Linked DNA regions of Homo sapiens: all the other regions are linked to region 1. The links are chromatin contacts, found by Hi-C or POLR2A ChIA-PET in ENCODE. All regions are on one chromosome and are shown on one strand. Each heading gives the region's core, a stretch centred on a gene start or an enhancer-like site at or near the end of the contact. The rest is flanking DNA. Distances are from core to core; before and after follow the strand shown.

Region 1 (2,720 bases), core at 84-2,583:
TTTCAAAAAATAATTAAAATATCTGTATCAAAAATATACAGATATCTAAAATATCTTTATCTAAAACGTATCTCTGTATCTAAAATGTACACTAAAAAAAAAAAAAAAATAGCCCGGCTCGGTGGCTATTTTTAAGTGCTGTAATCCTAGCACTTTGGGAGGCTGAGGCGGGTGGATCATCTGAGCTCAGGAGTTCGAGACCACCTGGCCAATATAGTGAAATCCCGTCTTTACTAAAAATACAAAAAAAATTAGCTGGGTGTGGTGGCAGGCACCTGTAATCCCAGCTACTAAGGAGGCTGAGGCAAGAAAATCGCTTGAATCCGGGAGACGGAGGTTGCAGGGAGCCGAGATAGCACCATTGCACTCCAGCCTGGGCAGCAAAAGCGAAAGTCCATCTCAAAAAAAAAAAAAAAAAGAAAAAAAAGAAAAAATAGTTGATAACGTGAATTGCGGAGAAGAAGGTGGCATTTGGGAATGTCAGAAATAAAGGAAAATCTAGTTTAGTTTTTTTTTTTTTTTTTTTCCAGAGGGAGTTTCACTCTGTGGCCCAGGCTGGAGTGCAATGGCGCGATCTCGGCTCACTGCATCCTCCGCCTCCTGGGTTCAAGCGATTTTCCTGTCTCAGCCTCCCTAGTAGCTGCGATTACAGGCGCGCGCCACCACGCCCAGCTAATTTTTGTATTTTTAGTATAGACGGGGTTCACCATATTAGCCAGGCTGCTCTCGAACTCCTCACCTCGTCATCCACCCACCTCGACCTCCCAAAGTGCTGGGATTAAAGGCGTGACCCACCGCGCCCGGCCGACTCTCCTGTTTCTAATAGACCAAAAGAGGGACTAGAAATGCCACGGACCAAAGCTCTTCCTATTCATGAAACTGCATCACGAGTCAGGATTCTCTCCTGACGACCCTCCTGTGGCCCCTGCACAATTTGGGAGAGACGCCGCGTTGCGGCTGCAGAGCTGCCCACAGAGGGCTGCAGGCCGGGACACAGTCACTGCGCAGAGAAGAGACAGGACGCCCGGGGCTGCCTCCCAGAGCAGCCGCCATCTTATGGCTGAAGGGGATTGAGGCCGAGCTGGGCAAGAACTCCGGCACGCGCAGATTGTGGAGCTGACTGCGGGAAGGCCTGAGTCACGCCACAGCCCCTTCCCCCTCTCGGGATGTCGGACCGGCACTCTCACCATTTCTAGGCTTCCGGGGGGTCCTGGCGTCTTAGCTGTGGATCCCCCAATACCCGCAGGTCACAGAGCCACAGAGGCTGGACCTCTAGCAGCAGAGGACACAGAAGAACGAAGACGAGACGCAGAGCTCCAACTGCAGCCAGAGACAAAGGCCCCGCCACATCCCGGAAGCCGCCCTGTCCTCTCCTGCCCCGTGCCTGATTGGACGGTTTCCAGCCCAGCGTCCCTGATTGGATAACTTCTAAGGTCCTGCCCCCGCAAACCCTGAATGAAAGATGTGATCAGACGCTGGGCTGAAAGAAGAAAGAATGACAGCCTAGGCTGCCGCCTTTTCAGGCAGGGCTTCCTCCCTGAGCAGAGCAGGCCCAACCCAGAGGGTATTTGCCTTTAACCTTGTGTATAAGGTCATCTTCACTTATAAGTAATATACTATATGGATACTAAAAAATGAAAACAATTGTTTTTGAATTTCAGCTTTTATGACCTTCCTGGCTTCTGGCCCTTTGAGTAGGAAGTATTACAAACATTGAATATTTTATTATTTATCCTCTGTGGGGTTTTTCTTATTCTTGAGAGGGAGTCTCTGTTACCCAGGCTGGAGTGCAGGGTCATGACTGCAGCTCACTGCAGCCTCAGCAATCTAGGCTTGAGCAATTTACCTGTCTCAGCCTTCTGAGTAGCTGGGACCACTGGCATGTGGCCCCATGCTCAGCTAATTTGTTATCATATTTTTATTTGTAGAGATGAAGCCTCACTAGATAGCCCAGAATGGTCTCAAACTCTTGGGCTCAATGAATCCTACAAAGTCAGCCTCCCAAAGTACTGGGATTATAGGCATGAACCATCACATTCAGACTGAATTATTTTATCAAAAAATTTTTTTAAAGCATTGAGGTCCATTAATAGAATTCAAGGAAATGTTATGCACATGTTTTAAAAGCAAATTAAAAAGCATATACAAAAAGAGAACATTTTTTAAAAAACTAAATATAGGTAATGTTACCAGAAAAAGTTTAGATCTCCTGACTTTAAGTTGCAGTATGCTAATGGAATATTCTTAGTGGATAGTATTCCATTTTCATAAGAAATTCAAAACAAGATAATTTCCAGGTTTTAGAAACTGATGTAAAACATAAAAATATAGAAAATCTCTAATGTGTTCCCATGATATAGTATTACTTGAAATATAAACTGGGCAAACTCAGCAAAAGACAATTTAATCTCAAATTTCAAAATAGGTACAGAAGTTCTAATGGAATAATAAATGGAATCCAGGATTTTATTCATAAAAAGGCTAAAAAGTGACCATTCTCTGTGATTTTGAAAGTAGGAATTTGTGTAAACAGATGTGTATTTGCATCTACATTTGCCTACACTTACTTTTTTTTTTTTTTTTTTTTTTTTTTTGAGACGGAGTCTTGCTCTGTCGACCAGGCTGGAGTGCAGTGGCACAATCTCGGCTCACTGCAACCTCCGCCTCCCAGGTTCAAGCGATTCTCCTGACTCAGCCTACCAAGTAGCTGGGGATACAGG
Region 2 (2,858 bases), core at 264-2,763, 1.2 Mb before region 1:
TCAAGACCAGCCTGACAAACATGGAGAAAACCCGTCTCTACTAAACACCAAAATTAGCCGGGCGTGATGGTGCATGCCTGTAATCCCAGCTACTGGTGGGGCTGAGGTAGGAGAATCGCTTGAACCCAGTAAGCCGAGATCACGCCATTACATTCCAGCCTGGGCACCACAAGCGACACTGTGTCTAAAAAAAAAAAAAAAAAAAAAAAAATACCCTGTTGCAGGCTTAATATTAGCCTTAGCTTGGAGTCACTAGGTTCAAGCTTTAATGTCCACATCAGTTATTCACTTGGTTTTTGAAACTAAGTGTTAGAAACTCCAGTGAAATTACTCACAATGTTTACATAAAGGAATTTTTAAGATGCTTACTTTTTTTTTCTTTTTTTTGAGCCGGAGTCTCGCTTTGTCACGCAGGCTGGAGCGCGATGATTGGATCTCAGCTCACTGCAACTTCCGCCTCCCGGGTTCAAGCAATTCTCGTGCCTCAGCCTCCCAAGTGGCTGGTACTACAGGCACGTGCCAACACGCCGATAGTTTTCGTATTTTTAGTAGAGACGGGTTTCACCACGTTGGCCAGGCTGGTCTAGAACTCCTGACCACGTGATCCACCTGCCTCGGCCTCCGAAGTGCTGGGATTACAGGCTTGAGCCACCGCGCCCAGCAAGAAAGGGGTTTTGAACCCTAATGCAGTTCCTGTTTTTGTTTCCATCCCCTATTGGCTGGGATCAGACCGCACAATCTAAGCTGATCCTGGTAAGCTTAGACCCAAACTTTTTCCAAATAAAGTAAATGCGCGATTTGCGAGAAAAGGAAAAGGGGGTAGAAGAAGAGGTAGGGTTGATTTACAACTTTTACAACTTATGACCAGAAAGTTGAGTCATTTAAAAGGAACTTAGTTGTCCTAACACCTCTTTACCTCAAGTGATCCGCCCGCCTCGGCCTCCCAAAACGTTGGGATTACAGGCGTGAGCCACAGCGTCCGGCCCCATACATTTTTAATAGGAGAAAAGAGAAACTGTAAACCCAAAGGAACAAAGCTCTTCCCATTCATGAACCCGCACCCCGAGTCAGGATTCTCCCCTGCCCACCCTCCCCTGGTCCCTGCACAATCTGGGAGAGACGCCACGCTGCGGGTGCAGAGCTGCCCAGAGAGGGCTCCAGGCCAGGGTAGTCACCGCGCAGTGAAGAGACAAGACGCCCGGGTGCCGGCTGTCAGCGCAGCTGCCATTTTATGGCTGAACAGGACTGAGGCCGAGCTGAGCAAGGAGAACTGGGGGAGCAGACTGTGGAGCTGACTGCGGGGAGGCCTGAGTCCCGCCACAGCCACTTTTCACCGGTTCCAACCAGTCCCTCTCCTCTCTCGGGATGTCGGACCCTCACTCTCACCATTTTTGGCTTCCAGGAGGTCCCGGTGTCTTAGCTGTGGATCTCCCAATACCTGCAGGACACGGGGCCACACAGCCTGGGCCTTTAGGAGAAGAACCAGACCTGGAGCTCTGACTGCAGCGAGAGACAAAGGCCGCACCAAACCCGGAAACCGTCCTCTTCGCTCCAGCTGCGTTCCTGATTGGATGGTTTCCAGCCCACCATCCCTGATTGGATAATGCTTAAGGCCCCGCCCCCTGAGGCCCTGAGTGACAGTAGATGTGATCAGACGCTGAGCTGAGTGAAGAAAGAGTGACAGCCTAAGCTGCAGCCTTTTCAGGCAGGGCTTCCTTCCTGAGCTGAGCCAGGCCCACCCCAGAGCATGGGAGAATTCTATCTTTTCTTTACTCTCTCTCTTTTTGAATGTATTCAAAAGGTGAACAGAAGTATTTTGCTCTCATATTAATAATACATAAAATTTTTGTTCAAGAGAAAATCAACTTTTACTTTGGCAATAATGTATTATCAATACTAAAGGTAATTTTGATAAAACCTTATAAAAAATCAAATTTGTCATTTTTGACCTCTCGAGATTTACATACATATTTTGTAATCTAATGTAATTTTTTAACTTTTTATATTTTATTTTTATCTACATTCTTTTTATTTTTTCAATTTGAAACAACCTTTAAGTAATTTCAAACTGTTACAAGAGACAAAGAAATCATTTAGGGCCAGTCCGCTGGTGCACGCTTGTAATCCAAGCACTTTGGGAGGCCAAAGTGGGTGGATCACTTCAGGTCAGGAGTTCAAGACCAGCCTGGCCAACATGTTGAATCTCATCTCTAGTAAAAACACAAAAAATTAGCCAGGTGTGGTGGTACACACCTGTAGTCCCAGGTGCTACGGCGGCTGAAGCAGGGGAATCGCTTGAACCCAGGAGGCGGAGGTTGTGTAACGGCCTAAGGGCTTCATCTTGCCTAGACAGAGATGATTCATCAAGACAGGGGAATTTGTGGAGGAAAAGTTAAATATTAAATTTGAACTCAGTTGAACATGGACACAAACAATGGTCACCAAGTCCTGGAACAGGTTATGTGAGCCCCTTGAGGCATTCACCTGCCGACCTTCCCCTGGTCCCTGCACAATCTGGGAGAGACGCCATGCTGCAGGTGCAGAGCTGCCCAAAGTGGGCTCCAGGCCAGGGCACAGTCACAGCGCAGTGAAGAGGCAGGACTTCTGGGGGCCTGGCTGTCAGCGCAGCTGCCATCTTCTGGCTGAATGGGACTGAGGCCAAGCTGGGCAAAGAGAACTGGGCACAGATTGTTTTGGAGAAATCTCTATTTTAATCTATTCCTATACGTTAGTTATTGAAAAACAATAGCCAATCGCAAAAAAAACAAGTTGACTTTTTTGTGTTCCTTGAGCCCAGTTGCAAAGAGCCCAGTTGCAACTGGGCCTCATGCCAAACAACTTGTTACAAAAAGAGCTAG
Region 3 (2,700 bases), core at 45-2,544, 1.4 Mb after region 1:
GAATTTGGGATTTTTGCATCATGCACCTTATCAAAGTCCTTCAAGCCCCTCTTATAAACCAAAAACTACAACCCATAGGGGTGCTCTAAAATTTTTGAACCACTCTTTGATTAAATTATTTAATATTTTTGCAGAGACTGCCTTTTTTTTTTTTTTTTCTAGACAGAGTCTTCTTACTCTGTCGCCCAGGCTGGAGTGCAGTGGCGCGATCTTGGCTCACTGCAACCTCCTCCCAGGTTCAAGCGATTGTCCCGCCTCAGCCTCCCGAGTGGCTGGGATTACAAGCATGCGCCACTATGCCCGGCTTTTTTTTTTTGAGACAGAGTCAAGCTCTGTCACCCAAGCTGGACAGCAAATGGCGTCAGCTCGCCTCACTGCAACCTCCGCCTCCCGGGTTCAAGCGATTTTTCTGCGTCAGCCTCCTGAGTAGCTGGGATTACAGGACCGCGCCACCACGCCCGGCTAATTTTTTGTATTTCTAGTAGAAACGGGGGTTTCACCATGTTGGTCAGGCTGGTCTCGAACTCCTGACCTCGTAATCCGCCCACCTCGGCCTCCCAAAGTGCTAGCATTATAGGCGCAGGCCACTGTGCCAGACTAATTTTTATATTTTTAGTAGAGATGGGGTTTCGCCATGTTGGCCAGGCTGGTCTCGAACTCCTGGCCTCGGGTGATCCGCCCGCCTCGGCCTCTCGAAGTGCTGGGATTACAGGCGTGAACCAAAGCGCCCGGCCTGCCATAAATTTTTAATAGGGGGAAAGATGAACTGGAAACGCAGCGGACTAAAGCCCTTCCCATTCATGAACCCGCTCCCCGAGTCAGGATTCTCCCCTGACTACCCTCCCTTGGTCCCTGCACAATCTGGGAGAGACGCTGCGCTGCGGGAGCAGAGCTGCCCAGAGAGGGCTCCAGGTCAGGGCACAGTCACTGGGCGGGGAAGAGACAAGACGCCCGGGGGCCGGCTGTCAGCGAAGCCGCCATCTTATGGCTGAAGGGGACTGAGGCCCAGCTGGGCAAGGAGAACTCAGGGCGCAGTTTGTGGAGATGACTGCGGGGAGGCCCGAGTCCGCCACAGCCACTTCCCACAGGTTTCAACCAGCCCCTCCCTCTCTCTCCGGATGTCGGAGCCGCCACTCTCACCATTTCTAGGCTTCCAGGGGAGGCCCTGGCGTCTTAGCTGTGGATCTCCCAATGCTTGCAGGTCAGAGGGCCACAGAGGCTGGGCCTCTAAGAGCAGGGGACACAAAGCAGGGAAGACGAGACCAAGCGCTCCAGCTGCAGCGAGAGACAAAGGCCCCGCCAAATCCCGGAAGCCGCCCTGTCCGCTCCAGTTGCGTGCCTGATTGGACGGTCCCCAGCTCAGGGTCCCTGATTGGAAAACGTCTAAGGCCCAGCCCCTTCAGGCCTTAAGTGACAGAAGACCTGACCAAACGCTGGACTGAATGAAGAAAGAGTGACAGCCTAAGCTGCAGCGTTTTCAGGCAGGGCTTCCTCCCTGAGCTTAGCCCACCCCGGAGGGTATTTGCATTTGACCTCGTGTATGAGGTTTCATGTATTTATAAATAACATACTATACGGCTATTCACAAATGAAAAATATATAATAACAATAATTTTAAAATTTCAGTTTTTATGATCTTCCTGGCTTCTGGCATTTGAGCAAGCAGCCTGAGACTTTTTTAAAAAGGCAATCCTCTGAAATAAAATATAAGCCACATGTGAATTTTGAATTTTCTAGTAGCCAACTTTAAAAAGAAACAAGAAAAAGGTGGAGTTGATTGTAACAATTTAACTTACCCAATATATCCAAAATATTATCAGTTTAATATGTGAGCAATAATTATATATGTATATACATGTATATGTATGTATATATGTATATATGTGTGTATATATGTATATATGTATGTGTGTATATATGTATATATATGTGTGTGTGTATATATATATACATATATATATATATATATATATATATATATATATATATCACTAAATCTTTGAAACTCACTCTGTATTTTACCATTCCAGCACATCGCAGTTTAGACCAGCGACATTCCAGGCACCCAGGAGCCACACGTGGCCAATAGCTGCCATATTGAAGTGCAGCTGCGATGTCAGCTGAGTGAAGGGCCTGGACATCAGAGGTGGGGGAAAGCCTCTTCCTACCAACATCTCTTCAGTTCCCAGGGTGGAACAGATAGTGGCCATAAAAGAGCAGAAGGCAGCAAGAATAAAATAACCACACATAGACCACTGCTGGCCACCTGTTGACCACCTTCCTTCCAGATTAAACAGTGAACAACAAGTGATGGGGTGACAGGAGAAGTAAACTCTATGTCTTCATATCTGTCCAGTCTTTTTTGAGACAGACTTTCACTCTTATTGCCCAGGCTGGAGTGCAGTGAAGTGCAATGGCAGGATCGCGGCTCACCACAACCTCCACCTCCCAGGTCCAAGCAATTCTCCTACCTCAGCCTCCCAAGTAGCTGGGATTACAGGCACGTGCCACCACACCCAGCTAATCTTTTGTATTTTTATTAGAGACAGGGTTTCTCCATGTTGGTCAGGCTGGTCTTGAACTCCCGACTTCCGGTGATCTGCCGGCTCCCACCTCCCAAAGTGCTGGAATTACAGACGTGACCCACCACGCCCGGCCTTTTTTTTTTTTTTTTGAGACAGACTTGCTCTGTCACCCAGG
Region 4 (2,700 bases), core at 19-2,518, 1.1 Mb before region 1:
TACCCTCACTAGACTATGGAGGATTACCAACTGAGTAGGAAGAAACAGCCCAGGCTCCAGAGTCGGCCACCCATTCATGCACAGACAAGGAGTCTCATGAAGCTTCAGGGTGGTCTGGGACCCTAGCTCTTTTGTAACGAGTTGTTTGGCATAAGGCCCAGTGAGGAGGGCCATTTGGGACTTGCCTCACGGAACACAAAAGGGTCAAGTTGTTTTTGTGATTGTCTATTGTTTTTCAACAACTAATGTATAGTAATAGAATGAAATAGACATTTCTTTGATACAGCTCTGGATGAACACCTCAGGGGCTCACAACCAGGACCTGTTCTGGGACTTGGTGACCATTGTGTCCACGTTCAATTGAGTTCAAATTTAACATTTAACTTTTCCTCCATAAATTCTCCTGTCTTCATGAATTGGCTCTGTCTAGGCAAAGGGCAAAATGAACCCCTTGGGCTGTTACATAACCTCCACCTCCTGGGTTCAAGTGATTCTCCTGCCTCAGCCTCCGGAGTAGCTGGGACCACAGATGTGCACCACCATACCCAGCTAATTTTTTACATTGTGAGTAGAGATGGGGTTTCACCATGTTGGCCAGGCTAGTCTTGAACTCCTGACCTCAAGTGATCCACCCACCTTGGCCTCCCAAAGTGTTGGGATTACTGGCATGAGCTACCTGTGCCTGACCCTAAATTATTTCTATCTCTTATAGCAGTTTGAAATTACTTAAAGGTTGTTTCAAGTTGAAAAAATAAGAAGAATGTGGATAAAAATAAAATATAAATAGATAAAAAAATTACAGGGATTACAAAATATATATGTAAATCTGGAGTGGTCAAAAATGACAAATTTGATTTATTTATAAGGTTTTATTAAAATTAGCTTTAATCGTTAATACACTATTACCAAAGTAAAAGCTGATTTTCTCTTGAACAAAAATTTTATGTATTATTAATATGACAGCAAAATACTTCTGTTCACCTTTGAATACATTCAACAAGACAGAGAGTAAAAAAGAGATAAAATGTTCCCATGCTCTGGCATGGACCAGGCTCAGCTCTGGGAGGAAGCCCTGCCTGAAAAGGCTGCAGCTTAGGCTGTCACTCTTTTCTTCACTCCGCCCAGCAGCTGATCACATCTTCTGTCACTCAGTGTCTGAGGGGGCGGGACCTTAAGCATTAGCCAATCAGAGGCGCTGGGCTGGAAACCGTCCAATCAGGCACGCAGCTGGAATGAACAGGACGGCTTCCGGATTTGGCGGGGTCTTTGTCTCTCCCTGCAGCTGGAGCTCCAGGTCGTCTGTTCACTGCTCTCTGTCTTCTTCTCCTAGAGGCCCAGCCTCTGTGGCCCTGTGTCCTGCAGGTATTGGGAGATCCACAGCTAAGACGCCAGGACCCCCTGGAAGCCTAGAAATGGTGAGAGTGCCGGTCCAGCATCCCGAGAGAGGTGAAGTGTCTGTGGCGGGACTCAGGCCTCCCCTCAGTCAGCTCCACAATCTGCACCCCGAATTCTCCTTACCCAGCTCTGCCTCAGTCCCATTCAGCCATAAGATGGCGGCTACGCTGACAGCCTGGCCCCCGGGCGTCCTGTCGCTTCCCCGCGCAGTGACTGTGCCCCTGGCCTGGAGCGCTCTGTGGGCAGCTCTGCACCCGCAGTGCCGTGTCTCTCCCAGATTGTGCAGGGACCACCGGAGGGTCTTCAGGGGAGAATGCTGACTCGCGGTGCGGGTTCATGAATGGGAAGAGCTTTGGTCTGTGGGGTTCACAGTTTCTCTTTTCTGCTATTAAAATTGTATGGGGCCGGGCGCGGTCGTTCAAGCCTGTAATCCCCGCACGTTGGGAGGCCGAGGCGGGCGGATCACTTGAGGTCAGGAGTTGAAGACCAGACTGACCAAAATGGGGAAACCCCTTGTCTACTAAAAATACAAAAATTAGGTGGATATGTTGGCGAATGTCTGTAGTCCCAGCTTCTCGGGAGGCAGAAGTGAGAGAATCGCTTGAACCCGGGAGGCGGAGGTTGCAGTGAGCTGAAATCCTGCCACTGCACTCCAGCCTGGGCGACAGAGCAAGACTCTTGTCTAAAAAAAAAAAAAAAAAAAAAAAATTATGGGAGTCACTGCAAAAATATCAAACAATTTAATCAAAGAGTGATTCAAGAATTGTAGAGCACCCAGCTATAGTTTGTAGTTTGTGGTCCATGGGAGAGGCTTGAAGAAAAGACATTTATAAAATGCATGATGAGGAAAACCAAATTCAATAATTTGTTAGGTTTAGTAATGTAGTTTCTTAATTTGTACAATCAAGGTGGAAATTTCCTGGTTATGTAATTAGAGCTTAATTGGCAGTTTATAGTTGCTGAAGCCTGAATTTTGTTTCCCCTAATGTAGTAATTTGCCAAAAAATGCACTTGAGCTTAGATTTTTTTTTTTTTTTTTTTTTAGAAATAGAAATCCGGGGACTAGAGCCTCTTCAGTCTAATTGCCTGCCACTTAATTATTTTCACATCCCACAGGGGACTGACTTTCCCTGGCATTTTTCACATGTGTCCCAAGCAGGGCCTCAAGTGTCCCCCATGTTCCTCAATTAATTATTATTATTATTATTATTTTTTGAGACGGAGTCTTGCTCTGTCGCCAGGCTAGAGTGCAGTGTCAGATCTTGGCTCACTGCAACCTCCACCTCATGGGTTCAAGCGATTCTC

The links. Hi-C counts contacts between places; a loop is a spot of excess contacts on that map. ChIA-PET counts read pairs that join two places held with the same protein, here RNA polymerase II (POLR2A). Pooled maps may share reads with other maps.
Region 2: a map of CD4-positive, alpha-beta T cell shows a loop between it and region 1 (4-fold over the local background). The contact joins the promoter of ZNF626 here to the promoter of ZNF43 in region 1. A Hi-C loop is called at or near these places in 2 of 168 maps with a recorded cell type or tissue (CD4-positive, alpha-beta T cell and naive thymus-derived CD4-positive, alpha-beta T cell) and 9 of 50 pooled maps. POLR2A ChIA-PET finds 5 or more read pairs at or near these places in 5 of 52 experiments (CD4-positive, alpha-beta T cell, WTC11, activated B cell and 2 more).
Region 3: a loop to region 1 is called in a map of naive thymus-derived CD4-positive, alpha-beta T cell, with 14 times the contacts of the local background. The contact joins the promoter of ZNF724 here to the promoter of ZNF43 in region 1. A Hi-C loop is called at or near these places in 1 of 168 maps with a recorded cell type or tissue (naive thymus-derived CD4-positive, alpha-beta T cell), 1 of 37 single-sample maps with no recorded cell type and 14 of 50 pooled maps. POLR2A ChIA-PET finds 5 or more read pairs at or near these places in 5 of 52 experiments (CD4-positive, alpha-beta T cell, activated B cell, activated CD4-positive, alpha-beta T cell and 2 more).
Region 4: a loop to region 1 is called in a map of CD4-positive, alpha-beta T cell, with 4 times the contacts of the local background. The contact joins the promoter of ZNF66 here to the promoter of ZNF43 in region 1. A Hi-C loop is called at or near these places in 3 of 168 maps with a recorded cell type or tissue (CD4-positive, alpha-beta T cell and naive thymus-derived CD4-positive, alpha-beta T cell), 4 of 37 single-sample maps with no recorded cell type and 10 of 50 pooled maps. POLR2A ChIA-PET finds 5 or more read pairs at or near these places in 7 of 52 experiments (CD4-positive, alpha-beta T cell, CD8-positive, alpha-beta T cell, activated B cell and 4 more).

What each region holds. Positions count from the first base shown.
Region 1 is chr19:21,834,849-21,837,568 of GRCh38, forward strand. It overlaps ZNF43 (zinc finger protein 43), which reads right to left and starts at 1,334. Exons shown (of 4, transcript NM_003423.4): 1 at 1,188-1,334. The coding sequence starts at 1,190. RefSeq lists enhancers at 425-1,398, 928-1,017, 1,058-1,107, 1,128-1,287, 1,399-2,371.
Region 2 is chr19:20,660,058-20,662,915 of GRCh38, forward strand. It overlaps ZNF626 (zinc finger protein 626), which reads right to left and starts at 1,514. Exons shown (of 4, transcript NM_001076675.3): 1 at 1,387-1,514. The coding sequence starts at 1,389. RefSeq lists a silencer at 1,639-1,708.
Region 3 is chr19:23,249,100-23,251,799 of GRCh38, forward strand. ZNF724 (zinc finger protein 724) reads right to left here and starts at 1,295. Exons shown (of 4, transcript NM_001355404.2): 1 at 1,141-1,295. The coding sequence starts at 1,143. RefSeq lists an enhancer at 916-1,205 and a silencer at 1,336-1,395.
Region 4 is chr19:20,775,036-20,777,735 of GRCh38, forward strand. It overlaps ZNF66 (zinc finger protein 66), which reads left to right and starts at 1,269. Exons shown (of 4, transcript NM_001355197.2): 1 at 1,269-1,415. The coding sequence starts at 1,413.